Linked DNA regions of Homo sapiens: regions 2, 3, 4 and 5 are each linked to region 1. Evidence: chromatin loops called from intact Hi-C (ENCODE). Cell type or tissue: HCT116. All regions are shown on one strand. Each heading gives the region's core, and the rest is flanking DNA. Links, peaks and the distances in the headings are about the cores only. Region 1 overlaps LOC105372114 (a long non-coding RNA gene). Region 2 has its middle 24 kb from the start of MYO5B. Region 3 overlaps MYO5B (myosin VB). Region 4 overlaps LINC02837 (long intergenic non-protein coding RNA 2837). Region 5 overlaps MYO5B (myosin VB).

Region 1 (6,064 bases), core at 760-5,759:
ATGAGGCAGTTTTGGTGTTTTAGAAGTCCTCTATGTGGATACAACTAAGCATACTGAGGTACAGATTCTGTATATAACCTTTATATAAGGTTAAATTAATAACATGTACTTCAAAGATGCTTATAGTAAATTGCAAGATTGTAGATCTTTGCATCAAAGATTTATCATACATCATTAGAGCACTCCCAAACCTCCAAATAAACTTCCCAGATAATTTAGAAAATGGTTAAATTATGATAGGAATCTTTCACGTGACATTGCATCACTGTTATAGCAGAGGGGACAAACCTAGGCACAGTGAATTCACCTTCCCAGATGCAATTGGTGTTTGAGAAAAATTGAGGCTGCCCAGAATGAGTCAAAGCTGCAAATGAGCTCCCCAGAGCCTGGCTACATTCAGGGGAGTAGAATGTGTGCCCCTACCATGATGGTTGGTAGAGCAGCAAAGCTCAGTACTCTGTTCACCATGTAGTGGTCACATGCACATTCTGCAGTTGAGTGGATTGGGTCTCCCTTGCCAGACTTGATGAAGCTGTTCCAAGGCCCAGATTTTCACCTCTGCATTTTCGCTTGTACCCTGTTGCCAAACCATTCACTTCACCTCAGTGCCTGGGCAGGAACATCACCACTGTGATTCTACTTTCATAAGCAGTGACAAGTGTGAGTTCACTGTTATGACAAAGGATGTGGTTGCCAATTCCGAAGCTGCTGTGGATGGCAGTAAGGCAGGATAGAGTGGAAGAGGCAAGCTGGTCACCTCACCCCCGAGCCCCACTCCACACAATGCATTTCTTTTTTTTTCTTTTTCTTTTTTTTTTTTTTTTTGAGACAGAGTTTTGCACTTGTTTGCCAGGCTGGAGTGTAATGGCAGGATCTTGGCTCACTGCAACCTCCTCCTTCCAGGTTCAAGCGATTCTCCTGCCTCAGCCTCCTGAGTAGCTGGGACTACAGGCATGTGCCACCATGCTCAGCTAATTTTGTATTTTTAGTAGAGACAGGGTTTCTGCACATTGGTCAGGCTGGTCTCAAACTCCCGACCTCAGGTGATCTGCCCACCTCAGCCTCCCAAAGTGCAGGATTATGAGCATGAGCCACCGCGCCCGGTCCACCCAATGCATTTCTTAACTGTCTGTCCTCCTGACTAGGGTCTACACCTCTCTGCCATCCATTATACTTCACTGGTCTTGCCCAGCTCCTGGTCTTGCCTCTTCCACTCTATCCTGCCTCACTGCCATCCACAGCAGCTTCAGAATTGGCAACGACATCCTTTGTCGTAACAGTGAACTCACACTTGTCATTGCTTATGAAAGTAGAATCACAATGGTGATGCAGTTGACAGGAGGGCAGCCACACCTGACATTATGGTCAGTAGTGAGCTTGGGGGTGATGGCAGCTCCCTTTCTGAAATGCTGATGTGGAAACCCAGGCTTCTTTGCATGAGGCACACATCCTCTCTTGATTTGGCCCCTGCCTGCCTCATCAGCTTCATCTTTCAGCACCTCCTGCTTGGACGTTTATCTCACAGCAACAGCTGCCTGTAGGGTTGCTCCTGTGCCCCTGTGTGTGACCCCCCACCCCTCCCTCTGCCATCAGGACACACACAAGCCCTGCCAGCCCACCCATGTTGTCTGACCCCACTAAGTCTTTGGTTATGATGTTCTTTCTACACCTCTCATTATTCTCTATCTCAATCATCCATTCATTTTTCAAAATGTAGTGAACGAATCCCCTCCCATTGGAAGCCTTCCTTGATCCCTTCTTGGATTAAGTTTCCCTGCGAGTTTTCTTCTGATTTAGTTGGTCTAGGGGTGGGGTTCAGAATCAGAAATTTAAAAACTCCTTGGATAATTCTAATGTGAATCAGAGTTGAAAGCCATTGAGGGAAAAGAAAGGGAAGATGGGAGGAAACAAGACGGTGGGGCTTTCCAGGTTCCTACCTGAGGCTCACTGGTCTTCTACTGAAATGCAACACCAGGAGGGGTGTCAGGAGTTGAACTGTGCTCACCCCACATTCATATTTCAAAGTCCTAACCCCCAATACCTCAAAATGTGACTTATTTGCAGATAGGATCTTTACAGAGGTAATCAAGTTAAAATGAGGTCATTTGCTGGGCCCTAAACCAATATGACTATTGTCTTTACAAAAAAGAGGAAATTTGGACATGAAGACATGCAGAGAGGATGGTGATGTGAACAGGCAGGGAGAAGATGGCCATACAAGCCAAGGAGAGAGGCTTGGAGCAGACCTTCCCCTCAGAGGAAACAACCCCTGCCAATACCTTGATTTCAAACTTCTTACCTCCAGCGCTGTGGACAATAAAGTTCTGTTGTGTAAGAAGCCACTCAGTTTGTGGTACTTTGTTTTGGCAACCTGAACAAATCAATACAGAGGGTAACAATAAGAAAAAGCCCTACCAGCGTATTGCTTGAGCTCAGGAGTTCAAGACCAGCCTGGGGACCATGGTGAAACCAGGTCTCTTAAAAAAAATACAAACATTAGTCAGGAGTGGTGGCACGCACCTGTAGTCACAGCTACTCAGGAGGCTGAGATGGGAGGATCGCTTGAGCCCAGGTGGATGAGGCTGCAGTAAGCCATGATGGTGTCACTGCACTCCAGCCTGGTTGACAGAGAAAGACCCTGTCTCAAACAAATAAATAAATAACAAAAGAAAAAGAAAAAAAAAATTCTCCACCATCCCTGGATTCACTTGTATTTCCTATGAGCTAAGCCTGGGCTCTTCCTGGTGATGGATTGAACTTATCTTTGCATTGAGGAGATATTGTTTTTAAAAATCATGAGCTCTAAAGGAAAGGTTTTTGTGTTCAATACACTCTGTAAGAAATGAATAAGAATGTTCAGATAATCTTTATGTAGGTCCTTAAGAGTTAAGCTTTGAGTAGAGAGGCTGTTTCTTGATGATGCCAAAAGGATGAAGTATTACCATAAAGCAGAACACGTTATCTCTGAGTGCTATCAATAAAGCTCCATCCAAATCATAGCTTACTTAGAATGCTGAATATTTGTCATCTTCCTCAAACGTGAGAAAACAGATTTTGGCTTTATTGTAATGCTGGCTGGAAGGTTTACTTGCCACATGGCCACAAGGTGGCAGGGCAGTGCCATTCTTCTGGAAGCCACCAGAAAAACGCAGCTAGGACTACGTGGCCACAGGTAGGAAGTCAGCAGTGCTCTTCAAGTTTATGAAGTTGAACTTTCGCTCTCTTTTTAAGCACTCCCTTTTTCTGAAAATCAAAGTAGCACATGTTTTTAATTGAAAATGTTATCCTGGGCAACATAGTGAGACCCTGACTTTATAAAAAATTTAAAAATTAGCCAGCTGTGGTGGTACACACCTGTAATCCCAGCTACTCAGGAGGCTGAGGCACGAGAATCACTTGAACCCAGGAGGTGGAGGCTGCAGTGAGTAGAGATTGTGCTGCTGCACTCCAGCCTGAGTGACAAAGAGAGACCCTGTCTCAAACACACACACACACACACACACACACACACACACACACAGAAAAATATAAAGAATAAAACAAAAAATTCATTATCCCACCACTCAGAAACAAACATGGGATGTGTAGACCATTCCCAGCCTTCTCTGCCAATGCCACCTGCTTAGGATACCCCTCTCTCACCTGCTCTGCAACACCCCTCCTGCCTTATCTCTCTCACTTCCTCACTCTGCCTAACGTGCCTCTCCCCATCTTTCTTCTTAACACTCACTACTATTTCACAGCAGTTGTCACTGCCTCCTCTGCTAGTCCGTGAGCACCATGTGGGCAGATAGCTTGTCCTGTCAACCCCTACCACCAGGAGCAGCAGTCCCAGGATGTCAACCCACTGCATTGCAGAACTGTCTATTTCTCCCTTCAAGTCTGTCATTTTTTTGGCTTCATACATTTTGGAGTTCTGTTGTTTGGTGCATGTCTCAGTCCCTTTTGTGTTGCTATAAAAGAATACCTGAGACTGGGTAATTTATAAAGAAAAGAGTTTTATTTAGCTCATGGTTCTGCAGGCTGAGGATCTCAATGGCATGACCCTGGCTCTGGCAAGGGCTTCTGTGCTGAGTCACAACATGACAGAGAAGGGCAAAGAGGAAGCAGACGTGTGAAGAAAGAGAAACATGAGGGGTGACCTGGCTTTGTAACAACCACACTTGTAGAAACTAATCAATTCCTGTGAGAACTAATCCAGATCCAGTCTTAAAATAGGAAGAACTCACTGACTATCTTGAGAACAGCACCAAGCCATTCATGAGGGATCTGCCCTTATGACCCAAACACTTCCCACTAGGCCCCACCTCCCAACACTACCACATTGGGAATCAAGTTTCAACACGAGCTTTGGCAGGAACAACAACAACAGCAAAACCATGCCCAAATCATAGCAGTGCATATATGTTTATTATTGTTACATCTTCTTGATAAATTGACCCTTTATCAATGAATAGTGAATTTGCTTGTCTTTTGTAATTTTAACTTCATGTCTATTTCATCTGATATTAGTGTAGTTATACCAGCTCTGTTTTGGCAACTATTTGTGTGGAATATCATTTTCTGTCTGTTTATTTTCAGCCTATTTGTATCTTTGGACCTAAAGTTAGTCTCTTGTGGGCAGACAACATGCTTTTATTTTTTAATCCATCCTGCCAGTTTTTGTCTTTTAACTGGTGAGTTTCAGTTATTTATATTTAAAGTGATTACTGATAAGGAAAGATTTACTTTTGCTACTTTGCTCTTAGTTTTATATATTTGTTATGTTTTCCCCCCAATTCTTTCAATATTGCTTTCTTGTTTAATTGATTTTTTTCTAATACAAAGTTTGGATTTCCTCCTAATTTTCTTTTCTGAATATTTAAAAATTATTTTCTTAGGAGCTGCCATGTACTTTCAATTAACATCCTAACTTTTTTTTAAAATAATCAATAGTTATCTCTCTGTATCTATGGAAGGTTGGTTCCAGGACCTCCCTTGGACCCCAAATCCTCAGATGCTCAAGTCTATATATAAGATGGTGTAGTATTTGCATATAATGTACACACATCTTCCTGTATACTTTAAACCATCTCTAGATTACTTACAATGCCTAATAAAATGTAAATGTTATATGAATAGCGGTTATGCTGTACTATTTTTCAAATCCATATGATTTCTAGTCATATTATCTGTGTTGATTTTTTTCAAATATTTTTGACCTTTGGTTGGTCAAATCCTCAGGTACAGAATGTGCAGGTACTGAGAAATAATTACAATTATTATCATTATGAAGAAATTTCAATACTGTAATTGAAATTTGTATCAGGTTAGCTTTAATAATATACAAAAACTCTGCTCCTATACAGCTGTCTCTTCCTAAATTACATCTTTATACATTGTCTCCCATTAACACATATTTATAATAATTTTATGCATTTGTCTTTTAAATTATATATGAAACAAAAAGAAAATTTACAAGGCAAAAACATAATAGTGGCTTTTGTATTTACCAATGTAGTTACCTTTACCAGAGTAGTTCTTTAAGGAAAAGAAAAAAGAAAGAAAGAACTACTCTGGTAAAAGTAACTACATTGGGTTTTTTGTCTGTCTGTTTGTTTGTTTTTTAGGCAAGGACTTGCACCCAGGCTGAACTACAGTAGCATTGCATGATCTTGACTTACTGCAGCCTCAACTTCACAGGCTCAAGCAATCCTCCCACTTTAGCCTCCAAAGTAGCTGGGACCACAGGGATGTGCTACCATGCCTGGTTAATTTTTCTATTTTTTGCAGAGATGGGGTCTCCCTATGTTGCCCAGGCTGGTCTTGAACTCCTGAGCTCAAGTGATCCTCCCACCTCAGCCTCTCAAAATACTGAGATTATAGGCATGATCCACCATGCCCAGCTTTATTTCTTTGTATGCCTTCTAACTCCAATCTTACGTCTTTTCATCCTGGAGAACTCTTTTTAATAGTTCTTGTAGGGCAGGTTGGCTAGTGATGAACTCTCTCAACTTTAATAGGGATATCTTAATTTTTGCTTCATTTCTGCAGTAGAATTTAGCCACATATAGAATTTTTGGTT
Region 2 (6,064 bases), core at 360-5,359, 140 kb after region 1:
GATTTAAGACAGTCTGTTATTTGGCTTGGAGATCGGCTAATGAGTCTCGAACGTCGCATGCAAATGCAGTGTGATTGGAATACTTCTGATTTCTGTATCACACCATATTCCTACAATGAGACTGATCGACTGATCGACTGATCATTCATGGGAAATGGTCAAAGGGCACCTGCTGGGTAGGGAAGATAATTTATCCTTGGACATAACTAAATTAAAGAAACAAATATTTGAAGGCTCTCAAGCTCATTTATCCATTGTGCCTGGAGCTGAGGCGTTAGAGCAGGTGGCACAAAGTCTTTCTGGACTAAACCCCACGACTTGGATTAAGTCTATTGGGGGCCCACTGTAGTAAATTTTGGAATCATGTTTCTCTGTTTAATCGGCTTGTTTTTAGTATTCTGGACCAGTCAAAGAATCTTGTGTCAAAACCGAGAGAACGAACAAGGCTTCATTGCCATGGCACATTTATATAAAAAGAAAGGGAGAGATGTTACGGGAAGCCAGGGACCCCAAACGGAGGGACCGTCTGGAGCTGTGGCAGAGGAACATAAATTGTGAAGATTTCATCTTAATAGGGACATTTATCGGTTCTCAAATAATACTTTCATAATTTCTTATGCCTGTCTTTAATCTCTTAATCCTGTTATCTTCGTAAGCTGAGGATGCACGTCACCTCAGGACCACTGTGATAATTGTGTTAACTGTACAAATTGATTGTAAAACATGCGTGTTTGAACAATATGAAATCAGTGCACCTTGAAAAAGAACAGAATAATAGAGATTTTTATGGAACAAGGGAAGACAACCATAAGGTCTGACTGCCTGCGGGGTCAGGCAAAAAGAGTCATATTTTTCTTCTTGCAGAGAGCCTATAAATGGACATGCAAGTGGGAAACATAGCTAAATTATTTTCCTAGCAAGAATATTAATATTAATACCCTGGGAAAAGAATGCATTCGTGGGGGGAGGTCTATAAATGGCCGCTCTAGGAATGTTTGTCTTATGCAGTTGCGATAAGGACTGAGATAAGCCCTGGTCTTCTGCAGAACCCTCAGGCTTACTAGGGTTGGGAAAACTCAATCCTGGTAAATTTGTGGTCAGACCGGTTCTCTGCTCTCAAACCCTGTTTTCTGTTGTTTAAGATGTTTATCAAGACAATACATGCACCACTGAACATAGACCCTTGTCAGTGGTTCTGCTTTTGCCCTTTGCCTTGTGATCTTTGTCGGACCTTTGTCAGTGGTTCTGCTTTTGCCCTTTGCCCTGTTCCCTCAGAAGCATGTGATCTTTGTTGGACCCTTATCAGTGGTTCTGCTTTTTGCCCTTTGAAGCATGTGATCTTTGTACGTACTCTTTGTTCTTACGCCCCCTCTTTTTTTGAAACCTTTAATAAAAACTTGCTGGTCTGAGACTCAGGCAGGCATCATGGTCCTACTGATATGTGATGCCACCCCTGGCAGCCCAGCTGTAAAATTCCTCTCTTTATATTGTCTCTCTTTATTTCTTAGCTGGCTGATACTTAGGAAAATAGAAAGAACCTACATTGAAATACTGGGGGCGGGTTCCCCCAATAACTTTTTGCATCACATACTATCATGATTTCTTACCAAAATCTAATTTGGTATCAAAGTACTCTTAATCAATCAATATGCCCTTTAAGGCTTGCTGTTTAGCAATGCTCTTGGCATTTTCACTCCCTTGCCATCATTTTGTGGTCTCTGTCCAAACCTTTATGCTTGCTAACATAGCATTTGGTGCAGATCCATCAAATACACCAATGCATGCACATTTCATAAATTACACACAGGGATGAATATTTTTCCTTCTATAAACCATCCTTCTGATATTTTGATTGCCTTACATATATGAGGCAAACAGCCTCTCAGAATATAGATGAGAATTTCATCTAATAAAAAGAATACCTTCCTCTCTAGAAAGGCCCCTGAGATAACTGGAATTTTATCGCAGTTAGCGCAGGGAACAGTAAAAAGATATGATTCCATTTATGCCTCTTGTGAAGCTGTCAGCTGGACAAGGGCTCTGAGAGCCTAAGCTTCCTCCAAATTTCATTTTTTTTTTTGTAAAGTGCTAAGACATGTGTTTTGGGTAGAGGCTGAGGGTTATTAGCTTAGTGCTTCCAAGCACTGCTATGTGAGACTTCTATTTGAAATGACTTTGTAGATATAGTTCTGGGAAAATGGACATAGCGAGACAGTTTCAGGCTAGGTTCTTGCCCTATATGTGTGACTTCAGGTTGGGCTTTCTGGGATTCATTTTTCTTCCCTAAAATCTGAGCTGAAAGGGACCTGAGAGGGTGTCTAGTTCAAATCCTTCCCTTTATAGATGAGAACTCATCTTGGGTTTGGTTCTCCCGAAAGCAGAGCCCGAGATGAGGACTTGGGTGCAGTTAGATTATGTGGTCAGTGATCCAGGAAGCAGAGGTAGGGAGGCTGCAGGGAAGGAACCATGACAAGAATGTGCTACAGAGAGGTTGTCACTGCAGATAACTGGGTCTCATTGCACCTGGGGACCTGCTGAGGAACTGTCTAGAAAGCCTCTCAAGTTTGAAGTGCACAAGTGCACAATGCTGGGGCATTGATCTCCCCACTCTTGCCCGCTTTGGTCAAGGGTTGTCTCTAGGGGCACTGACCCCCCACACCAGGTGGGGAGGCGTACAGAGGCTGTGAGGGACTCCCTCCTAAGCCACCCTGTCCAAAGCTCTATTAAGCACCTGTGTTTGCTGCTGCCACCTTGTGGTCCTATCTTTCTCCTTGATCAGCCTCAAATCCCTCTAAGCCTGGCAGAGAGGCAGAGGGAAACCTACCGTCAAAGGTGTGATCTTTAACTTAATGACCAGAAGACAGGAAGGGGCAAAATGTCTCGCTCTTCAACCCCACATAAGCCCTGGAGGTTTATGGAGATGAGGGGGCCACCATCCAGAAGGGGAGGAGGACAGGCGAGCTCCTGGAGACAGGAGGATGTATCACCAGGCAGCCTAGTGTGGTGTCTTTGGGTTCAGAGATCCCAGGGCCACACTGTTTGGGACCTCACTACTGCCAGGCCTATCTTATCAACAGGGGACAGCTGTGGGATGAAGTTGCACCGGGTATGCAAAGCAGGCAGGCTCTAGATGGCTAAACATTTGCTTGTTTGGGCTATATTTAAAATTGAATATATCAACATTTGCATATGGTGTCAGCGGGCTGATCTAATGAGTCTCAGCCAACAGTAAATAAATAAACAACCTTGGTGCCAATGCACAGAGGCCACTGTTAGCTCACTTTTGTGATAATCTGAGCAACCCATATCCAGCTGTGCTGAACTGACAGTCACTGGTCTCCAAACGGACAGCCCCACCATTTCCCCGCATCTAAGCCTTCACTGAGAGTGCTGTCTCCCTCCTGCAGCCACCCGGTGGATTCTAGCCTTTCCTCTCCTGAGAGCCCAACTCAACACCATCTACTCAGGCTACCCAGACATCCTAAAGGCTGCCTGCCACCCTACTCTCTCCAGCTCTTTCTCTTTTTTATCAGGTCAGCTGGGATCCGACCTACATCCGCTACTAGACCATGAGCTGTCGGAGGGAAAGGGTACTAGGGACTAAGCTGTATCCTCCCAAAATTCATCTGCTGAAGCCCTGCCCTCCATGTGACTATATTTGCAAATGGAGCCTTCAGGGAGGTTATGAAGGTTTAATGGGCTCCAAATGGCTGGTGTCCTTATAAAAGGAGGAGACACCAGAGCTCTCTCTTGCACACACAGTGAGAAGACTGCAGACAGGACTCCCCAGAAACCAGCTCTGCGGGCACCTTGATCTTCCAGCTTCCAGAACTATGAGAAAATAAATGTCTGTTGTTTAAGCCACCTAGACTGTGGAACTTTGTTATGGCAATTCAAGCTGACTAATACAGAGACCTATTTCATTCTCCTTTAAATCTCTTGCAGCATCTAGAACAGCGCCAGGCACACAGAAACCCCTCAACAAATGTTGACTACATTGAATTGTAATCCCCAGGTGAATGAAAGATGTGATGCTGCTGGGGCCCTGGATCTGAAATCTCTGACAAATCCCGAAGCCAATCCTGGTCCATGTACACCGGAGAAGATAGCCAGGGTCTGCCAGCCCTCACTCAAAACTGCAAAACCCAAAACGCTCTGAAACCAGAAGGTGTGATGCCAACCCTCATTTAGCAGCAAAGTTTGACCTGAACAGGAGTAAAGCTACTTAAAATTATCTCACTAGATTTTACTATAGCACTATTAATGATTTTGATTACCGGCCACCACCCCAGCTCTGGCAGGAAGTGTTATAAAATCTATAGTTTAGGCATCATACCACCTTTCTAGAATCAAAAAAATGCAAAATTCCAAAAACCCATCTGGCCCCGAGGGATTTGGATAAAGAACAGTGAACCTGTGCTATAGACAGGGTTAATACTAACCTCACAGCTGTCCACTCAAGGAAGAATATGAAAAACACTAATTACCCAGTGTGTAAATAAATTGCAATTGCAATTTGGACAGAAGGGGAAATAACTTTATTCTAAACTGGGGAGGTGTGTGATTGGAAATGAAACATGTTTTTTAACGTGAATGCTACAGATGCCAGTGGGGTTTTTCTTTCCTTTTTTTCTTTTTATTTTTTTGAGCAGTTTATTTCATCAGCCTACAAAATGTGCTGAGTACAGTTTTTAAACATGTAATGAAAAAGTACAAAACTACCTTGGAAAATAGCATCAGTGCAGTTTAAAGTCCAGTTGGCTTTTTATAAATTGCACTTAACAACTGGAGAAATCAATAACAAATACAATTATAAGGACACTAAAAAGTATTCATTATCATTATCAGCATTGCTACCACAAATAATATGAATAAAATTCATTTGCTGAATGTATATAGTATATTTTTAGCAGAGCATCTCAAAACTTTTTGGTAACTAGTGCAATCTCAGCTGTGTGAACCCTCTGCTAAGCCCTATGGGGCATACAGAGTAAAAACGACATAATTTCTGCCCTGGTGGAATTTGTAGTCTCACTGAAGATCAAAACCTAGGACAAGAAATAATTAAGAATAATGCAAGTCAGTATCTAATGAGTGTGAAATACAGTAAGTGCATGCAACAGACTTACTTGTGCTAAGAAGGCTTCAGAATTTGTATGTAGCCTGCGTTTAAAAGGGCATCTGGCTGGAAGACAGTGTTACGGAATGTTTCTTGAGGCTGCGTTTGAATAGCAGTATGCTGTTTTGTTTAGATTTTGTGTTTATTTTGAGTGGCTTGGAGGAGGAGCTTTTGGTAACTTGACAGAGGGTGGTACTATGCAAGTCACACTTTAGAGTCACGCCACTGCTGCTTGGGTTTTTTTGGAAAAGGGAGAGGTTTATCATGGCTGGGACCATCAGTTCTGGAAGTCTTCCAGGAAAAAGGTGCACTGGAGCTGGACTTACAGGTTGGGTGGACTGTCGATGGCCTAGAGAAGGAAGAAGGCATTTGGAGTTGAGTGTTGGGGCAGGTCACAGTGAGAAATGGACTTGACTCAGTTGGAGAAATCTATCTTGGGGGCAGGAGATCAGAGCATTCATTCTCAGACAGACCAGAAAGACCCATTCACAAATGAGAAAAAGGGAGTCTCCTATATCTCACCAGACTTCAAGAGAAATTAATTGCCTGCAGAATTTCAGTAACTGCAGACCCCACGTTGGGCATGATTCATAACCAACCTATTGCACCTCCTTTCTCACTAAGGGCACGGTCTTGACTGTATTGTTTACACTATTAGAGGTAATCATTTGGACTCGTAGCTTAAGGAAGAGGATGCCACACCATTAGTAACAGGCAGCAGGGTGCCTGCAGAGCCTTAGCAGCGTCGAAGTCCAGTCGAGAGGCCATATTATCCAGAGCAGCAGAGTCAACCCCGCCTTGACTGTTGCAAAATTAAATGAGATGATACAGCAGAGGGCTGGCACTCTACAAATGCTAAGTGCTGCATCTCAACAACTGAAGCATTGCAGCCCATAATACGTATCATATTCTTCCAGTGAAATTGTGTAATTTCCCAGAAGTGCT
Region 3 (6,064 bases), core at 737-5,736, 350 kb after region 1:
GGAATCTGTAATTCTCTCAAGAGGGCTGGCTGTTTTTGGCCTGAGGCTGCTATTGCAGAAGCTCAGTGCTTGACATAAGTGTCGTTTTCTCATCTATTGAAATGGTGTCATTTGTCATCTTAAAATCTCAGGGTGTAGGTGCAGTTGGGAGGGATGCCTCAGAAGCCTAAGGTGCTGTGTGGAGGCATGGAGTTGGCATACTCAGACCTGTAGGCCAGGATTTCCCAGATGTTACCACTCCAAGACTGGTGTGGCTGAAAAAAGTGGGTAGTATTCTTCAATTTTAGTTTTGTTAGAGATGTTTCTGAGGTCAGCAAGTTTTCCTGCCAGCCTAATGAATGATTGATTTGTTTTTCATTATTGGGTCTTTTCTGGCCCACTAAAGCGAGTCTGTCTTTCAAGGACTCAGATGTGTTTAGCAACCTTATGGATGTAATTCATTTGTATCCCAGGATCCACAGACTTTGGGACATTGTACTAAAGAGACTTATGAATAAAAGAGTACTTTAGATAAGTACAGCCAGCACTCACTGTGTGCTTGCTCTGAGTTCCACAGTTACATGAATTATCTGCTAAGCCGTGAGGTTGATTATGTCTTTGCTAGAATGCCTTCAGTCTGAAGCAGATTGTTTTCAAAGCAGCCTCTCCTGTGGTTGGACCCATGATGTGTTTGAAGGGTCCTTGCATGGGAGGAGGAAGGAATGCTAACCTTTGTCTACTTTGGGTTCTGAATTTACAGCATGGCTTTCAACAAACCATTCAGCTGCTGTGCAGTCAATGTCACCCAGGAGAAGAGAAGGTAGCAGCCACAGAAGGGGCACCCAGATGCTGAGCAATAGTTCCCTGGAAGGGGAAGCACTTTCTTTCTGGTGAATTTTCAGGGCAGGTTTTCTAGGATGGCCTTTGCATTGGGCCTGGGCGATAAACAGGATTTGCACCTGAATCTTAATGCTTGTGCATCTGTGTACCTCGGACATCCAAAGCTGACCAGTCTACATCATTATTTCAATTGTATGTCTGTCAACAATGTAAGTCCAGTTAATGAGGAAACTGTCTGTATTTCTAGGTGATTTATCATAAGCGAATAGCTAGAACTTGGAATTAATAAAGGTTTCTGTGGTCTTCAGCCAGGAAGAGCAGTTAATACATTCATAAATTAAAGGCTGTTTAGTTTTTTCAAGCTCATCTTTCAGTTCAGTGGTACATTGTATTAGGCTAATGTTGACCATGAACAAGTTACAAGGTATTTGAATTGCTGCCAGTTCCTGAACATGTTTATGTAGTGACCCATTTCTTAAGCTGAGTCTGTAGCAGTGCTTCTTAACCCTAGCAGAACTCATGTTCTAGTAGAATATTAGAAGCACTTGTGGAATTTTAAAAACAAATATCTGGGCCTCACCCCTCAGAGATTTTGATCTAATTGGTGTGGTGTGGGATCCAGCAGAAGTAGTTTCCTAAGCTCCACGAGCACTTCTTAATGTACAGCCAGGGTTGAAACCACTCTGTGGTGAGCAAATAATGGTTCTGCAGTCAGCGTTGCCTCTTCCCTGAACACTACCTATGCTGTCCCACTCTTTACACAGCCTGGCACCTCTGCTTGGAATGGTCTCTGGGAACAGCTCGTGCAGGGCCTGGAGTGTCAGAGGCCCTAACTATACCCACCGTACTACAGGGTCTGGTGCAAGGGTGCTAAGCAGGGCCTGGACACATTCAGATGAGTGTTTTGGAAATATGTTTCCAGCAGCAGTGAGGGGGAATGGATTGAGTAGGGCATAGAATTATCATGGGAAGACCAGTTCTGCTGTGGTAGCATCTAGGAGGGAAAGGAGGAGGAACAGGGCTTCGTGGGGTGGATTAGAAAAAAATTCAAAGCAATACAGCCAGCTTGGCCTCAAGCAGTAAAGGAGAGAAAGGTGTCACGGGCAGTTCCCAGATTCCCTGCTCATTGCTGAGCCATCCCTCGGGAAGGCAGGATGAGGAACAGATTGGTGGGGAGCTAAAGAGCACTGTTTTGGACGTGCAGGCCTTGGAGCGCCTGTGCACCTTCCGCGTGTAGTTGTCCAGTGGGCAGTTGAGCATATGTGTTTGGCTCTCAGAGGAAGTATCTGGGTTGGGGAAATACCAGTGTGGACAACTTGTGGGTAGCAGTTATAATCACAAAGGAAGAGGAGATCACCTCAGAGGCCACCTGGAGAAGTGAGGAACGATCTGTCGCCCAGGCTGGAGTGCAGTGGCACGATCTTGGCTCACTGCAACCTCCACCTCCCAGGCTCACACCATTCTCCCACCTCAGCCTCCCGAGTAGCTGGGACTACAGGCACCCGCCACCACGCCCGGCTAATTTTTGGTATTTTTAGTAGAGTCAGGGTTTCACCATGTTAGCCAGGATGGTCTCGATCTCCTGACCTCGTGATCTGCCTGCCTCGGCCTCCCAAAGTGCTGGGATTACAGACGTGAGCCACTGCACCCAGCCACCATGATGCCCTAAATTTTAAAAAATGTATGGATGAAGCAGTATCTATCAAAGGAAGAATACAAGACTTGTATCTTACTGGTGGCATGCCAAAGAGACAGTGTGGTATAGAGAAAGAGGATGGGTTTTGGAATGAGGGACTCACATGCACCTGGCTGAAATGCCAGCTGTACTACTGGCCAAGGAAAAATCATTTTATTTGAATATACTTGAATATACTCCCTTGCTGCAAAATAGTTTCCAAGAACAAGTGAAATAAGTGAGTTTGAAAAGTGATGTTTATTTGGTCTGACAGGCTACACATTCTATATGTGTATATCATAGTTCACCCCTAGCTAATGACAACATTAGAATAAGTCTGAAAAGCATAAAATCACAGGAAACACGTGCCTCTGTTGCTCACTTTCATCTAAACCTGCAGCTTTCTGAATTCCAGTGTATTTTGGACATTAGCAGTTCTATAAACTTCAGTTGATATAGAATGTATCATACAGCTCCCATATAACCTGGATCTGGAATCACAGAATATAGGAGTAGCAGGAGATCCTAGGGATAATCTTCCAGACCCTTATTTTAAGAGCAAGGGAATTGGCACCTTCCCATTTACACCGAGGAGTGCCCTAACCAGTGCTCTGTCTCCCTCTGTCTGGCCTGTCTGCCCACGATGGGGTGGGCTGGGTGGCACTCCCCGGGTTCTTTCTGTGATGGTATCTCATCTGAGATGGAGACAGCCCTGCTTGGGAATAGCCAGCAAGAGGAAGGGACAGATTCATTTCGCTGCTGCCTATATCACACTACACCTGAGAGGCTTATAAATAGCGCTTAGCACTCCAAGGGCCACTGTTTAACTGAAGTGGGAAAATGATATTGGATATTAAATGTACTAAGTACTTATCTCTTACACTATCAGAAGGTTCATTTTCATCTTACCAAGTAGGCACTTGGGACTCTACCTGCCAAATGCCAATTACACAGTTTCCAGTGAATATTCATGACAGCCTTCCTGAATGGCTTGGTTTCAGTTCTGGGCTGTGGCTGAGTGGTGCCCTGGCCTGGTAGGGAGGGTATGGTAGAGTAAAATGTCACCACCTGGTGGCAGACTGCATGAGGACATCCCTCTGCCATTTTCACCCCAGGAACCCAGGACCTGCTCAGTCCTTGGGCCTGGAGAACCCCTCACACAAGTGCCCTGCCTCCAGGTGCCTGAGACACATCTCCTTCCCACTTTCAGGCCTGGCTGTCTTGTTGGAAGGGTTTGTAGACTCTCTTGCTTGGAACATTCCGGCCCAGCCCCTTCTTGCAGCAGAAATGTTATTTATAGTGTTCCCAACTTTGGGAGGAAGCCCTTGAATGTTAGAATAATTGTAATTATATGGCTCTGTTTTGAGCCCAAATCTGACTTATGGTAGTTTTCCATATACCTTCTCACCTGACTTGACTGCTATCTTAACCTACCTCTGCTCCCCAACCTTACTTTTCTCTCCCCACATAACCTTTCGTTCCCCGAATCTGATTTTTCTTTCCACTGGAGTCTTCCTCCTATCTAACTTCCCTCACTATAATAGGTTTTTTATATTAATATAGTTTTGTGTGTTTGTATCTCTTAGTATTCTGTTGTTTCATTTCGCTTGTTTGAATTTATCATGAAAATATACCATATTGAGTTGTTGTTGTTGTTGTTGATTGAGACAGTCTTGCTCTATTGCCCAGGCTGGAGTGCAGTGGTGCAATCTCGGCTCACTGCAACCTCCGCCTCCCGGGCTCAAGCAGTTCTCCTGCCTCAGCCTCCCAAGTAGCTGGGATTACAAGCACCCACCACCACACCCAGCTAATTTTTGTATTTTTAGTAGAGATGGGGTTTCACCATGTTGGCCAGGCTGGTCTCAAACTCCTGACCTCAAGTGATCCACCTGCCTCAGCCTCCCAAGGTGCTGTGATTACAGACGTGAGCCACTGCGCTCGGCACATATATACTATTATCATTTTAAGTCACCATTGTTTCCAAGATTCATTGTCACTGTATTTTTCTACCCTGTCTTCCAAGTATTAATACTCTCCATGGTACTTATACAAGTATCTTTGTTGGACAGAAATTATTTTAAAATTCTATGTATTCTCTAGCATAGTCCTTCTTTTTAAAAACTATTGTCGGTGATCTGTGTTTTGGTGATGGTGTTGACTATATGATTAGAGCATGTAGACACAGACAAGAAGCAGTAGACTGATTATCCCATTAGTGAACAGAATATATTCTGTTGACACACCTAAATCTTCAGATGATTTGTCACAGAGGATGAAATGATATAGAGGGGCTTCATGACCGGTTTGGAGATGGGATGTCCTTTCTGTGGTGGCTTGGCAAGCCAGGCTTCCCCTTCTTCCTGTTTTGCAACCATAGTGTGTGTTGGGCCTAAGTGAGTGTTGTTCCCACCTCTTCATCCTCTCAGGGAGTTTCCAATTCAGGTAAATAGAGTTGTACCTGTCTGAGGCTCAACTCCCTCCCATTCCCCACACACACAAGTCAGTCCCCTTCCTGTGGGTGAATCATGGAAGGCTGAGCATAGGGCAGGGACGACAAAGTTTGCAGGCAGTAACTTGTACAACTCGAAGGGGGCTCCAGATGGTGTGCTCAGCCGGTACTGCTATACATAACAGCCCTTGCTGAGGACTTCCTCTTAAAATCCAGGTGCCAGACCACTCATCCAAGTCCTTGTATGTGAGATTGACCATCATAGGATTTAGGTTCTAGTGGGGAGACTAGGGTGGGAGGAACACTAAGTGGATGAGGAAAATGTTAGTACACTGTATAGTGAGTGCTATGAAGGTAGGATGGTTAAAGGTGGGTGGTGGGGGCCTTCTAGAGAAGTGATGTCAAGCCAGCCAGCACTGATGACCCCAATACATATTTAAACTTACACTGAGGCTAAGTTTATTATGGAGGGATTTGTTAAAGGCTGCTTTATTATACAGGAAGGAGTGTAATGGTAATACAGAGATACAGGAGTATAATGATAATGCATTATCCTGTATAATTCCACCAGCATAACCTGGTGGAAAATTGTGCAAGGAGATGGAAGCCTGAGTTTGAATCCGGGCTCAGTGTCTCACTAGCTAAGGAATTCTGGGTGCATCATTTGACCTTTCCAAACTTCTATTTTCTCTTATTTAAAATGGGAAGAATGACATCCAGTGATCTTATGAATCTTAAGCAAAGTCTATATACTAAGAGTCTCATAAACCATTTGAGCATGATGTAAATAAATGGTTAGTTAATTACATTAAACAGCAGTTATCGATGAGCTGCCATAAGGCAGGATGTGATTGAGTACCAGGCATTAAGAGCTGTGAGATCAAAGGGGATTATCAGTTTGAACTGGGACAGCTTCAGGCCACTGCAACGTGGGAGAGAATAAAGCAAGAACCTCTGTGTGGCTTGAACATATCCAGTAGAAGAGTGGCATGCACTGAAGCTGGAGAGAGGTGCTCGGTCCCCCAGGGCCTTGAACACAGTAGATGTGGGTGTTATTTAGAGGATAGAGGGATGCCATTGGAAGGCTTAAAGCAAGGGAGAAGAATGGTCCGATGTTCATT
Region 4 (6,064 bases), core at 590-5,589, 850 kb after region 1:
GGTGAAACCCTGTCTCTACTAAAAATACAAAAATTACCCAGGCATGGTGGATTATGACCACGTGCCTGTAATCCCAGCTACTAGGGAGGCTGAGGCAGGATAATTGCTTGAACCCAGGAGGTGGAGGTTGCAGTGAGCCAAGATTGCACCACTGCACTCCAGCCTGTGCTACAGAGCCAGACTCCGTCTCAAAAGAAAAAAAAAGTTTCACCTCCACTACACCTTTATTTTAATATTCCCAATCTTCTTTGGATTGTCCTTTTTTTTTGAGTCTCCCTCTGTCACCCAGGCTCGAGTGCATGGCACAATCTCGGCTCACTGCAATCTCCTCCTCCTGGGTTCAAGCAATTCTCCTGCCTCAGCCTCCTGAGTAGCTGGGATGACAGGCACGCGCCACCACACCTGGCTAATTTTTATATTTTTAGTAGAGACAGGGTTTCACCATCTTGGCCAGGCTGGTCTCTAACTCTTGACCTCAGGCGATCCACGCACCTGGGCCTCCCAAAGTGCTGGAATTACAGGCATGAGCCACCGCACCTGGCCTGGATTGTCCTTTGTTTTTGTTTTGTTTTGTTTTATTGTTTTTTGAGACACAGTCTCACTCTGTCACCCCGGCTGGTATGCGGTGGCATGATCTCAGCTCACTGCAACCTCTGCTTCCCGAGTTCAGGTGATTCTCCTGCCTCAGCCTCCAAAGTAACTGGGATTACAAGTGCATGCCACCATGCCTGGCTAATTTTATATTTTTAGTAGAGACAGGATTTCACCAGCCTTGGCCTCCCAAAGTGCTGGTATTACAAGCATGAGCCACCACACCTGGCCTGGATTGTCCAGTTTTCTTCTTAACTAGTTAAATATAATCTTTTTTTTTTTGAGACAGGGTCTCGCTCTGGTGCCCAGGCTGGAGTGCAGTGGTGTGATCGTGGCTCACTGTAGCGTTGATTTCCAGGCTCAGCGATTCTCTCACCTCGGCCTCCAGAGCAGTTGGAACCATAAACACGGGCCAACAAACCTGGCTATTTTTATTATTATTATTTTTTGTAATGATGGGATCTCGCTACATTGCCCAGGCTAGTCTCCAACTCCTGGGCTTAAGCGATCCTCCTGCCTCAGCCTCCCAAAGTGCTGGGGTTACAGGCATAAACCACCATGCCCAGCAAAATCTTATCATGTATTAACTTTTTAAAAAAATCTACTCCTGGCCAGGTGCAGTGGCTCACGTCTGTAATCCCAGTGCTTTGGGAGGCTGAGGCAGGTGGATCAGTTAAGAGTTCAAGACCAGCCTGGCCAACATGGTGAAACCCTGTCTCTACTAAAAATACAAAATTTAGCTGGGCGTGGTGGCAGGCGCCTATAATCCCAGCTACTCGGGAGGCTGAGGCAGGAGAATCTCTTGAACCCAGGAGGTGGAAGTTGCAGTGAGCTGGGATCATGCCACTGCACTTCAGCCTGGGAGACAGAGTGAGACTTCGTTTAAAAAAAGAAAAAGAAAAATCTACCCCTGATAATTCCCACCTATTGGATTTAGTTCTGCACCCTCATCCATGCTGTGATCCAAGTCCCAGAAGACTGTCAACGTGGATCCCACTCCAGGGTCTTTTCTGTTCCAGGCCAAACATTCCCAATCTACCTAGTAATACACTAATTACAAGCTGCAAATCGGACAGGCCTGGTTTGAAATCCCTTGTCTACAACTTTATGCCTAAGTACCCTTGGCAAGTTACTCAGTATTGCTTATCTTCATTTCCCTCACCTGTGTAAAGGGAATAGAAATGCCCACTCCAGGCCAGCCGTGGTGGCTCACGCCTGTAATCCCAGCACTTCGGGTGGCTGGGGCAAGCAGATCACTTGAGGTTAGGAGTTCAAGATCAACCTGGCCAACATGGAGAAACCCCCTCTCTACCAAAAAATACAAAAACTGGGCTGGGCGCAGTGGCTCAGGCCTGTAATCCCAGCACTTTGGGAGGCCGAGGTGGGAAGATCATTTGAGGTCAGGAATTAAAGACCAGCCTGGCCAACATGGTGAAACCCCATCTCTACTAAAAAATACAAAAATTAGGTCGGGCGCAGTGGCTCATGCCTATAATCCCAGCACTTTGGGAGGCTGAGGCAGGCAAATCATGAGATCAAGAGATCAAGACCATGCTGGCCAACATGGTGAAACCTCGTCTCTACAAAAAATACAAAAATTAGCTGGGTGTGGTGGCACGCATCTATAGTCCCAGCTTCTTGGGAAGCTGAGGCAGGAGAATCACTTGAACCCAAGAAGCAGAGGTTGCAGTGAGCCGAGGTCATGCCGCTGCACTCCAGCCTGGTGACTGAGCGAGACTTCGTCTCATAAATAAATAAATACAAAAATTAACCAGCGTGGTGGCGGGCTCCTTTAATCCCAACTACTTGGGACATTGAGGCAGGAGAATCGCTTGAACCCATGGAGGCAGAGGTTGCAGTGAGCCGAGATCATGCCACTGCACTCCAGCCTGCACGACAGAGTGAGACTCCGTCTCAAAAAAAATTTTTTTATATATATATACAAAAAATTAGCCGGGCATGGTGGCACATGCCTGTAATCCCAGCTACTTAGGAGGCCGAGGCAAAAGAATCACTTGCACCTGGGTCTTAAAAGAAAAAAAAATTGCCCACCTCAGAGACGTATGTCAGACAGACTCCAAGATGGCCCCTGCGGCATTCACCTGCTGGTACTCATTCTCTTGTGCCACCCTGGGGAGCAGGGACAGGGTGCTCCACGCACCCTTTGCCCACAAAAATGATGGGGGAAAGCTTCTTCCGACGCTGAACTGGTGCCATCTAGTGGCCCATGGTGTCCCTCAGCCACTCCACCACAGAAATGAAGTTTTTGTGAATAGTAGTATTTAGGGCTTCTTTCCGGACTAACCCTTGGCAATATCCAAGACAAGTTTTCCCATAATTTTGGTATCCCTTTTCTGAAATTCTCTCCCATGACAGGCAGGTGTAATGGAAAGAAAGCAAACAGTGTCAGGCTCACCTAGCTCTATGCATAATGCATCCCCAACCACTTACTGCCTGTAGGGCCTTGGGCAAACTACCAAACTTCCCTGAGCCCCAAGTTCATCCTCTGTAAAACGTGGGTCGTACAATCCTCCTTACAAAGTGATTCTGGGAAATATGTGGGAGGAACCATACCCAGTGCTCAACATGCAAGTAGATGCTCACTAAATAATTAGCTGTATTTTCGTGTCTTCCCCTTTATCATCGTTCCATCCTATCTTCTCTCTGGGCTCCAGAATTACTTTCCATTACCTAAAATATTCATTGACACTAAGAAGCGTGAGACTGAATGTATTCCTCTCCCCAGGAACACAAAGGATTCATGCCAGGAGGCCTGGGGTTCCGTCCTGCTCCAGGTCTGCCATTTACTGGGTTAGTTAACCTTTCTCGTAACACAAAAATTGCGTTGTAAAGATTATTTGATTTAACAAATGCGAAGTAACTCACATAAAATAAGCATTCAGGCCGGGTGCAGTGGCTCATGCCTGTAATCCCAGCACTTTGGGAGGCCAAGGAGGGCGAATCACTTGAAGTCAGGAGTTCGAAACCAGTCTGGCCAACATGGCGAAACCCTGTTTCTACTTAAAAAAAAAAAATACAAAAATTAGCCGGGCATGCTGGCGTGCACTTGTAATTCCAGCTACTTGGGAGGCTGAGGCACTTGAATCTCTTGAGCCTGGGAGGCGAAGTTTGCAGTGAGCCGAGATCATGCCACTGCACTCCAGACTGGGAGATAGAGTGAGACTCTGTCTCAAAAAAAAAAAAAAGCATTCAATAAATATTAATATTCATTCCAGAAATAGATGAATTTTACAAGAGGAAAGATGGAAGGAGGCAACTCTAACATAATTAGTCACTGGTGGAATTTTAGAAATGAAGTCAGATATCCAGGCACGAATCGTATCTAACTGCATTGCCGACTCTACATAGGTATGTTAATCCCAGTCTCATTGTCCCCTTCAAGTTTTTAGAAGAGTATTTGTCACTGGGTATGTAGAGCAAATCAACTCTTTAATAATTGTTAGTACAAAGGAGTTAGCACGTTGAAAAGAAATGGAACATGGTGAAGAGGAGGACGGGGAAGCGGCTGACTGCACATATAGACAATGCTCACGCAGCTGAACCATCATTTATTGCCAGGGCATGGTGGTTACTCCTGACTCTGTCCATCACCCAGGGTCCCAGCTGGAAACAGAATTCGCCAAGTGTAGCTCAAGTGAAAAAAACCCTAATGAAGGGACTCCCAGTAGAGGCATAGATAGAGTTAAGGGAGCAAACAAACAAAGACTGGTCACCTTCCCTTGGATAGAGGAGGAAAGGAGAAGATGGAGCTACTAGAGCCCGGTGAGACCTGAAATCATAGAAGAAGACCACCATCGGGAGCAGGGATCATGGAGGAAACAACTAGTGTCAGATTCTCCATTGCAAGCAAGAGACAGCCCTGGACTTTGGAGATTTTTGTCTGTAGAATTTTCCCTTGTGTGTGTGATTAATTTGACTATTTTAAAAATTTTTTTAATTAACACATAATAATTATACATATTTATGGGGTACATAATGATGTTTTGATACACATCATGTATAGTGATCGGATAGATCAAGGTAATTCACATACCCATGATCTCAAACATTTATCATTTCTTTGTGTTGGGAACATTCAATATCCTCCCTCTAGCTATTTGAAACTATATATTATTGTTAACTATAGTCATCCTACAGTGGTAGAGAACATTAAACCTTATTCCTCTTATCTAGCTGTAATTTTGTATCCTTTAGCAAATCTCTCCCTATCCCTTTCCCTACCCTTCCAGCTTCTAGTATCCTCTGTTCTACTTTTTACTTCTATGAGATAAACTTTTTAGCTTCCACACATGAATGAGAATGTGCAGGATTTAACCTGCTGTTCTGGTTGGTTTTTTTTTGTTTTTTTTTTTTTTTTGGAGATGGAGTTTTGCTCGTCACCCAGGCTGGAGTGCAATGGTGCGATCTCAGCCCACCGCAACCTCTCACTCCTGGATTCAAGCAATTCTCCTGCCTCAGCCTCCTGAGTAGCTGGGATTACAGGCGACCGCCATCATGACCAGCTACTTTTTGTATTTTTAGTAGAGATGGGGTTTCAACATGTTGGCCAGGCTGGTCTTGAACTCCTGACCTCAGGTGATCTGCCCACCTCAGCCTCCCAAAGTGCTGGGATTACAGGCGTGAGCCACCGCGCCTGGCATCTGGCTTATTTCACTTAACATAATGTCCTCCAGTTCCAGCCATGTTGCCGCAAATGACAGAATTTCATTCACTTTTATGGCCGAATAGTATTCCATTTTGTATTTATATCACGATTTCTTTATACATTCATCTGTTGTTAAACACCTATGTCATTTCCATATCTTGGCTAGTGCAAATATTGCTGCAATAAACATGAGGATGCAGAGGTTTCTTCAATATACTGATCTCCTTTCCTTTGGGTAAATGCCCAGTAGTGGAATTGCTGGATCATATGATAGTTCTATTTGTAGTTTTTTAAGGATCCTCCATACAGTTCTCCATAGTGGCCATACTAGTTTACATTCCCAGCAGCAGTGCATAAGAATTCTCTTTTCTCTACATACTTGCTAGCATTTGTTAGCTTTTGTCTTTTTGATAATAGCAGTTCTAACTGGGAAGAGATGATACCTCGTTGTGGTTTTAATTTGCATTTCCCTGATGATTAGTGATGTTGAGCATTTTTTCATCTATTTATTTGCCATATGTACATCTTCTTTTAAGAAATGTCTGTTCAGGTCATTCACCCACTTTTTAATTAGATTGTTTGATTTTTTGCTGTTGAGATGTTTGAGTTCCTTGCGTATTCTAGATATTAATTCCCTGTTAGATAAATAGTTTGAAAATACTTTCTCCCATTCTTTAAGTTGTCTTTTCACTGTGTTGACTGTTTTCTTTGCTGTGCTGAAGCTTTTTAGTTTGATATCATCCCATTTGTTTATTTTTGCTTTTTCTGCTTTTGTTGCTTTTGAGGTCTTACTCATAAAATATTTTC
Region 5 (6,064 bases), core at 612-5,611, 470 kb after region 1:
TGCTTACTTAGAAGAACATTCTCAGAAAATGGTCAAATAAACACTTCAAGATTTTGCAGAATTAAAGGTATTGTCCCTACCTAGGGCTGTGCCTGTAAATGTGGTAACTGCACAGCATCAAGGACAGATGGCAGAGGAACCTTTTCTGATTGGCATTGTCCAACCAGTTTTCCCATGTTTGCTACTAGAAACCTTGCGCTGGGTCTTCTTATAGTACTAATATCCCTCTTGAAAACATAAGACAAAACAAAGCCCCTAGCTACATTTGTATCCCCAAAGACAAACTAGTAAAGACAGTTCTTTAGCATGTTGCTGGGGCATTTACTTAACTTAATATAGGTACTGTATTAGCCTCATAGATACAGGATTTTCCTCCAGTGTTGATTCTGATAAGCTGTCCCAAATAAGCTTTTAGAAGAAACACTGAGTAATGTTGCCTGCAAGAGTTAAGACTAACCACTCCCCCAGTCCAAAAAAAGGAGCTGCTGAATGGTGTTGAATGAGTCCTGAAACCTAAGGTGTTATTTATCATGCTCAGGGGATGCAGCCACCTGTTTTATGTTGTTAAAGCATCTCCCACTGCACCCTGCAGCCCTGACACCACAAAGTGGGGGCCATTTGGCTGCAGAAGTTTGTTACCTGCTGTGTCTGCCAACAGCTGTGTTAGCTGGCTGGGAAGACTGGGGTTGGCTGGTACCTGGAGAAATATGATCAAGGAAGCATTCTCTCACCCACCTGGGGTGTGGAGCTGAGTGTGGGATTGGTCCTTTCCTGCTGTTCATGAAAGATCAGGAACATGGGCCTACCTCCAAAATTGTTTAGGCAAGCAAGAAAAGTAAATCCCCCTGAGGCCACTTTAATGTATGGCTTAGAATAATAAAGCCAAGTCAGAGACCTGCATTCATGAATCAAAGAGGGAGACAGAGGGAAGCAACAAGCCTCAAAACAATAGGAGGTGTAGGTGGCATACATGCTGTTAACCATGGCACTCCCAGACTGTAGCCTTGGCTCAGGTTTTAGATCATAGGTTGTTGCAATGAAGTCACATGTTCTTAGGTGGCATTCATAGGACTGGAGATTTCAGGACCCACTTGGTGATGATGTCATGCGCTCTGTGCTGGTCAGATGGCATGTTCCATTTCAGAGGGATATTGACTGTGTGTAGGATGCTCAAAGGATGGCGAGGGGTCTTGGTCTTCTCAGGTGACCTACTGCTCTGTGAGCCATCTAGATATTAGGAGAATGTTAAGGAGAAGCAAAGTTTTGCTCCATGGTAAGGTCTGGTTACTTCACAGCCTGCTGTAAAACCTACCAGTAGTTGACTGATTCAGAGGGTACAGCCTTGTTCCTGGCAGGATGGGGCAAGACCCCTGCCTTCCTAACTGTGACATAGATCATGCTTCATTGCACCACCCTAGGCTTTATTCTGTAGAAGTACATACCATGTGGTTTCTCCTGTTGGGTTGTTTTCAGTTTGATTTTACTTGTATGTCTAGAAAAGTGAAATCTATTTTGATAATTTGCCAACCTAATTTAAAGGTGCTCCTGAAGTCATTGAGTGAACTGCCTCCAGCAATAGCAAATTAGATGCATTTGAAGAGTGTTTTCCTACATTGTATGTGCTGCCTAAATTGAATTATTTGATTAAACAAGCTCATGTATTCTAGATATTTTGGTCAACTATAAACACATTTATTTAAAAAAACAATTTTAAAGGGAGCCCTTAGTTGTGACTGAGGGAATGCAGGCTCCTTAACTTGGTCTGCAGGGCCCTTCTATTCATTTGATAAGCTTTCAGGTGCTGGCGGTGGCCTGGGTTCTGAGGGTGTGATAGTCTGGCGATATAATCCCTAGGTCCACGTTGAGGACTCTGGTCCAGGCTGAGCAGGCAGGTGTATGAGGAAGCATTGCTGTCCCACAGGCTCTGGAGGGATGTGCAGGCCCTGTCAGAGCAGGACACCAAGCGTGGGGGCAACCCCACCACCCCGTGTGGTACAGGAATGTTTCCCAGGAGAGTGCCGGTCAAGAGCTAATAATGAGAAGAAAGTAACCAGTAAAGAATGGGAACGACAGAGCCTGTCAGAAGGAACAGTGAAACATTCAGGCAGATCCTGGAGGGCGGGAAGAGGCTGGGGAGAGGAGCTGGGCCCACCCAGGTCGAGTTAGGAGAATAAGAGGAGTTCAGTGTTTCCTGAGGACAAAGGAAGAGAAGCCATTCACAAGCTGATTCTTCCTCCCTCTACCTACCCAGCCTTGACTTTTCTCAGTGCCCGTGCTGCAACCACACGTTTTGGCAACGTAGAACTCTTCACATTCCCAAACCCGTGCCCTTCCTCCTCCCAGACCTTTAGGCACTTGTTCTTCCCACCTAGAATGGCCCTCAGCTGCCTGAGACATCCCACTTGCAGGCCTAATCCAGATGACCCCCACCTCTTGTGAAGCCTTCATGGACCCTGAGGCTACCTTCTTTTCCTTCTGAATCACCTTATTGTAGTGATTCTCAATCGGGGTGATTTTGCCATTAGGGGACGTATGGCAGTGCCTGGAGACATTCTGGTTTTCACAAATTGAAGGTGAGAGGAGGGTGTGTTGTATTAGCATCTAGTGGGTAGAAGCCAGGGATGCTGCTGAACACCCAGTAATGCACAGGAGAGTCCCTTACTCCCCCAAGAAAGAATTGTCCAGCCCAGAATGTTGACAGTGTCAAGGCTGAAAAACTTTGCTTTATAGGAAGCTGCTACAGCCCTTATTGATATCATTACTATGTATGCACCTGTCCCTCATCCCTGCCAGGCTGGACACTCTCTGAGGGCAACTACTATATTAGACTGTTCTTGCGTTACTATAAAGAAACACCTGGGCTGGGTGTGGTGGCTCATGTCTGTAATCCCAGCACTTTGGGAGGCTGAGGTGGGTGGATCACAAGGTCAGGAGTTCCAGACTAGCTTGGCCAATATGATGAAACACGTCTCTACTAAAAATACAACAAAAAAAAAATTAGCCGGGCTTGGTGGTGCATGCCTGTAATCGCAGCTACTCAGGAGGCTGAGGCAGGAGAATTGCTTGAACTCGGGAGGCAGAGGTTGCTGTGAGCTGAGATCGCGCCACTGCAATCCAGTCTGGGTGACAGAGGGAGACTCCATCTCAAAAAACAAAAGAAACACCTGTGGCTGCATAATTTATAAGTAAAAATGTCTAATTGACTCACAGTTCTATAGTCTGTACAGGAAGTGTAGTGCTGGCATCTGTCCTGATGAGGGCCTCAGGGAGCTTCCAGCCATGGCAAAAGTTGAAGGGGGAGCAGGCATCACATGGCGATAGTGGGAGCAAGAGAGAGCGGGGAGGTGCCACATGTTTTTAAACAACCAGATCTCACGTGAACTCAGTGAGAACTTATCCCTCACTGAGTTCACGCTAGGGCAATGAAAACGTTGCTTCCCCTTAACATCCTCCTAATATCTAGATGGCTCACAGAGCAGTAGGTCACCTGAGAAGATCAAGACCCCTTGCCATCCTTTGAGCATCCTACACACAGTCAATATCCCTCTGAAATGGAACGTGCCATCTGACCAGCACAGAGTGCATGACATCATCACCAAGTGGGTCCTGAAATCTCCAGTCCTATGAATGCCACCTAAGAACATGTGACTTCATTGCAACAACCTATGATCTAAAACCTGAGCCAAGACTACAGTCTGAGAGTGCTGTGGTTAACAGCATGTATGCCACCTACACCTTCTATTGTGAACTCAGTGAGGGATGAGTTCACCAAGGGGATGGTGCTACAGCATTCATGAGGGATCCACCCCCATGACCCAGTCACCTCTCACCAGGCCCCACCTCCAACATTAGGAATCACATTTCAACACGAGATTTGGAGGAAATGAACGTCCAAACCATATCAACTACCATGAGTCAGTCTATCTCATTTGGTATCCCCCAGCCCTGGCAAGGCTCCTGGTATAGAGGTGTATCAGGAAATGTGTGATGGATGAGTGACAGCCTTGCCCTGTGTCATACTAGGGGCCAGAACTAGGCTTGGTGAGTGGGTGCCTCTACGGATAAAACGTCGTCACTCTCGGTCGGTGCTTCTTCTTCTGTACCTTGCCCTCAACACCAGGTCACATTTTAGCCTCTGAAGACATACAACATCTGTTGCATTAATTATTATAGGCAATAAATATTATAGGCAATAAATGTTATTTGGCAAAATAAATTGCCAAAGAATAATAACTTGGTATAATTAGTTTGATGCATGTATATTTTTATCACCTTTATCTGATTTGACCTCCTGTTGGGCAGAAAGCCAACCCCTTTGCCTGACTCTCCATACCGAGAGTCCCTGACTGTGCTTATCATTTACTTGTGGGGTGAGGAGTTCTGCTGGATATAAAGACATAAGACCAGCAGCTCTCAACCTCTAGAGCCTCAGAATTACCTGGACAACTTTTGAAAACATGCTTGTCAGAGCCTCCTTCTTGTAACTCATGGAAGCCCATCTACAGATAAACGGATGAGACAAACTGAGTCTGCTTGAATTGAAGGGAAAGAAAGATTGAAAAACTCCTTAAATTTGAAGGGGTTCTAGACTGTTAAAAGTGTTGGTCAGGTGCCGGTGGCTCATATCTGTAAACCCAGCTACTTTGGGAGGCCAAGGTGGGCAAATCACTTGAGCCCAAGAGTTCAAGACCAACCTGGCCAACATGGCAAAACCCCGTCTATACTAAAAATACAAAAATTAGCCGGGCATGTTGGCAGGCACCTGTAGTCCTAGCTACTCAGGAGGCTGAGGTGGGAGGATCACCAGAGCCTGGGGAGGTCGAGGCTGCAGTGAACCGAGATCTCACCACAGCACTCCAGCTTGGGTAACAGGGTGAGACCTTGTCTCAAAAAAAAGGGTGTTAACAAAGTGCTTGGATCTTTTTGCAAGCCCTTAATAGTATTGTATTGTGTATCCTACTTTTCTCTATGGGCCCTTAAAGGACAAACCTAATGTAAGGCCACTACAGACCCATCAGCAGCTCCCCAGAGTAGCTGAGGCACCTTTAAGTGAGAGTCGCTGCCTTCTGAGTTCCTGGGGTGGGGAGAGCCAGTGACCCCAATCCTTAGCTCCAGTGTGTTGCCATTTTTTCCTGCCCCTTTCTACCTGATGCCGAGGGTGGGGCAGCTCCTCCCTTATTAACTCACCTCTTGGTGCCTTGAGCTTAATTTACAGCCAGGAGAGGAAGGAAAGTTGGCATTTAAGCATTGTAACCAGTTGAAATTCAAACCTCATGCATTTGGAGGAAATGAACGTCCAAACCATATCAATTTAGGCTTCTGCTGGTTTAGTCCATATCCCTAGGGCCACCTCTCTGGGTTTTAATGCCATGAAGTCTAGAAGAGTTTGAAAGGTGCCTGTCTGATGGGGGTGCAGGTGGGTACTCAGGGGTCTGTATGGTCATCTCTCCTCTGCTCCACGTGGTCATCTCCTAGGTTGCAATCCCAGTAGTCACCAATTAGTCCCTCTGCCATTGCACACTTGCTAGTCATTATGTGTTGTGGTGCTGTCCTGAGGAGGTCATTTTTGAGACTCTTTCTACACAGGTTGAGACGAGTCCTCTGGAAGATGACTGCATCCTGTGACTTAAGCTAGAAAGGGTGAGGTTGTTCTTTGTGTCAGTCAGCGTACAAGTTTTTGTGTGGACTAGGTTTTCATTTATCTTGGGTATCTGCCCAGGAGTAGCAATCCTGGGTCACATGGCAACTCTATGTTAAACCTTTTGAGGAATTGCCAGAGTGTTTTCCAGAGCTGCTGCACCATTTTATATTCCCACCAGCAGCATATGAGGGTTCTGATTTCTTCATATTCTCACCAACACTTGTTATTGTCTGTCTGTATTATAGCCATCCTGGTGAGTGTGAACTGTTATCTCAGTGTGGCTTTGATTTGTATTTCCCTAATAAGATACTGAGTGTCTTTTCTGTGTTTATCGGCCATTTGTATATCTTCTTTGGAGAAATGTCTATTTCAGTTCTTTGCCCGTTTTTAAAATTGGGTTGTCTTTTTATTGTTGAGTTGCAA

Evidence for each region. A loop is a pair of places that touch in the nucleus more often than their neighbours do. Peaks named below come from ENCODE experiments on the same cell type or tissue, not always from the same donor. Only the 100,000 strongest peaks of a DNase experiment are listed, where the experiment ranks them.
Region 2: it touches region 1 in a loop (11-fold over the local background); 62 of 110 quality-filtered maps call a loop at or near these places.
Region 3: it touches region 1 in a loop (13-fold over the local background); 20 of 110 quality-filtered maps call a loop at or near these places.
Region 4: a loop joins it to region 1, with 3 times the contacts of the local background. A loop is called at or near these places in 13 of 110 quality-filtered maps.
Region 5: a loop joins it to region 1, with 3 times the contacts of the local background. A loop is called at or near these places in 2 of 110 quality-filtered maps.

The regions. Positions count from the first base shown.
Region 1 is chr18:50,354,470-50,360,533 of GRCh38, reverse strand. It overlaps LOC105372114 (a long non-coding RNA gene), which reads left to right. Exons shown (of 3, transcript XR_935466.3): 2 at 4,582-4,676. Among named protein-coding and RNA genes, the nearest start is that of SKA1, 18 kb to the left of the region's middle. In HCT116, for the core only: CTCF peaks have their summits at 3,091 (motif pointing right) and 3,822; DNase peaks (open chromatin) are centred at 3,133, 3,803 and 4,083; H3K27ac peaks cover 805 bases.
Region 2 is chr18:50,215,655-50,221,718 of GRCh38, reverse strand. No RefSeq gene overlaps it. Among named protein-coding and RNA genes, the nearest start is that of MYO5B, 24 kb to the right of the region's middle. RefSeq lists an enhancer at 2,631-2,680. In HCT116, for the core only: CTCF peaks have their summits at 2,562 and 2,762 (motif pointing left); a DNase peak (open chromatin) is centred at 2,778.
Region 3 is chr18:50,007,470-50,013,533 of GRCh38, reverse strand. All of the region lies in intron 4 of MYO5B (myosin VB), which reads left to right. Among named protein-coding and RNA genes, the nearest start is that of MIR4320, 120 kb to the left of the region's middle. In HCT116, for the core only: a CTCF peak has its summit at 3,556; DNase peaks (open chromatin) are centred at 3,327 and 3,563.
Region 4 is chr18:49,507,574-49,513,637 of GRCh38, reverse strand. The region is part of intron 2 of LINC02837 (long intergenic non-protein coding RNA 2837); the gene reads right to left. Among named protein-coding and RNA genes, the nearest start is that of LINC02837, 11 kb to the right of the region's middle. In HCT116, for the core only: a CTCF peak has its summit at 2,823 (motif pointing left); a DNase peak (open chromatin) is centred at 2,767.
Region 5 is chr18:49,884,781-49,890,844 of GRCh38, reverse strand. The region is part of intron 22 of MYO5B (myosin VB); the gene reads left to right. Among named protein-coding and RNA genes, the nearest start is that of SNHG22, 74 kb to the right of the region's middle. In HCT116, for the core only: a CTCF peak has its summit at 3,234; a DNase peak (open chromatin) is centred at 3,254.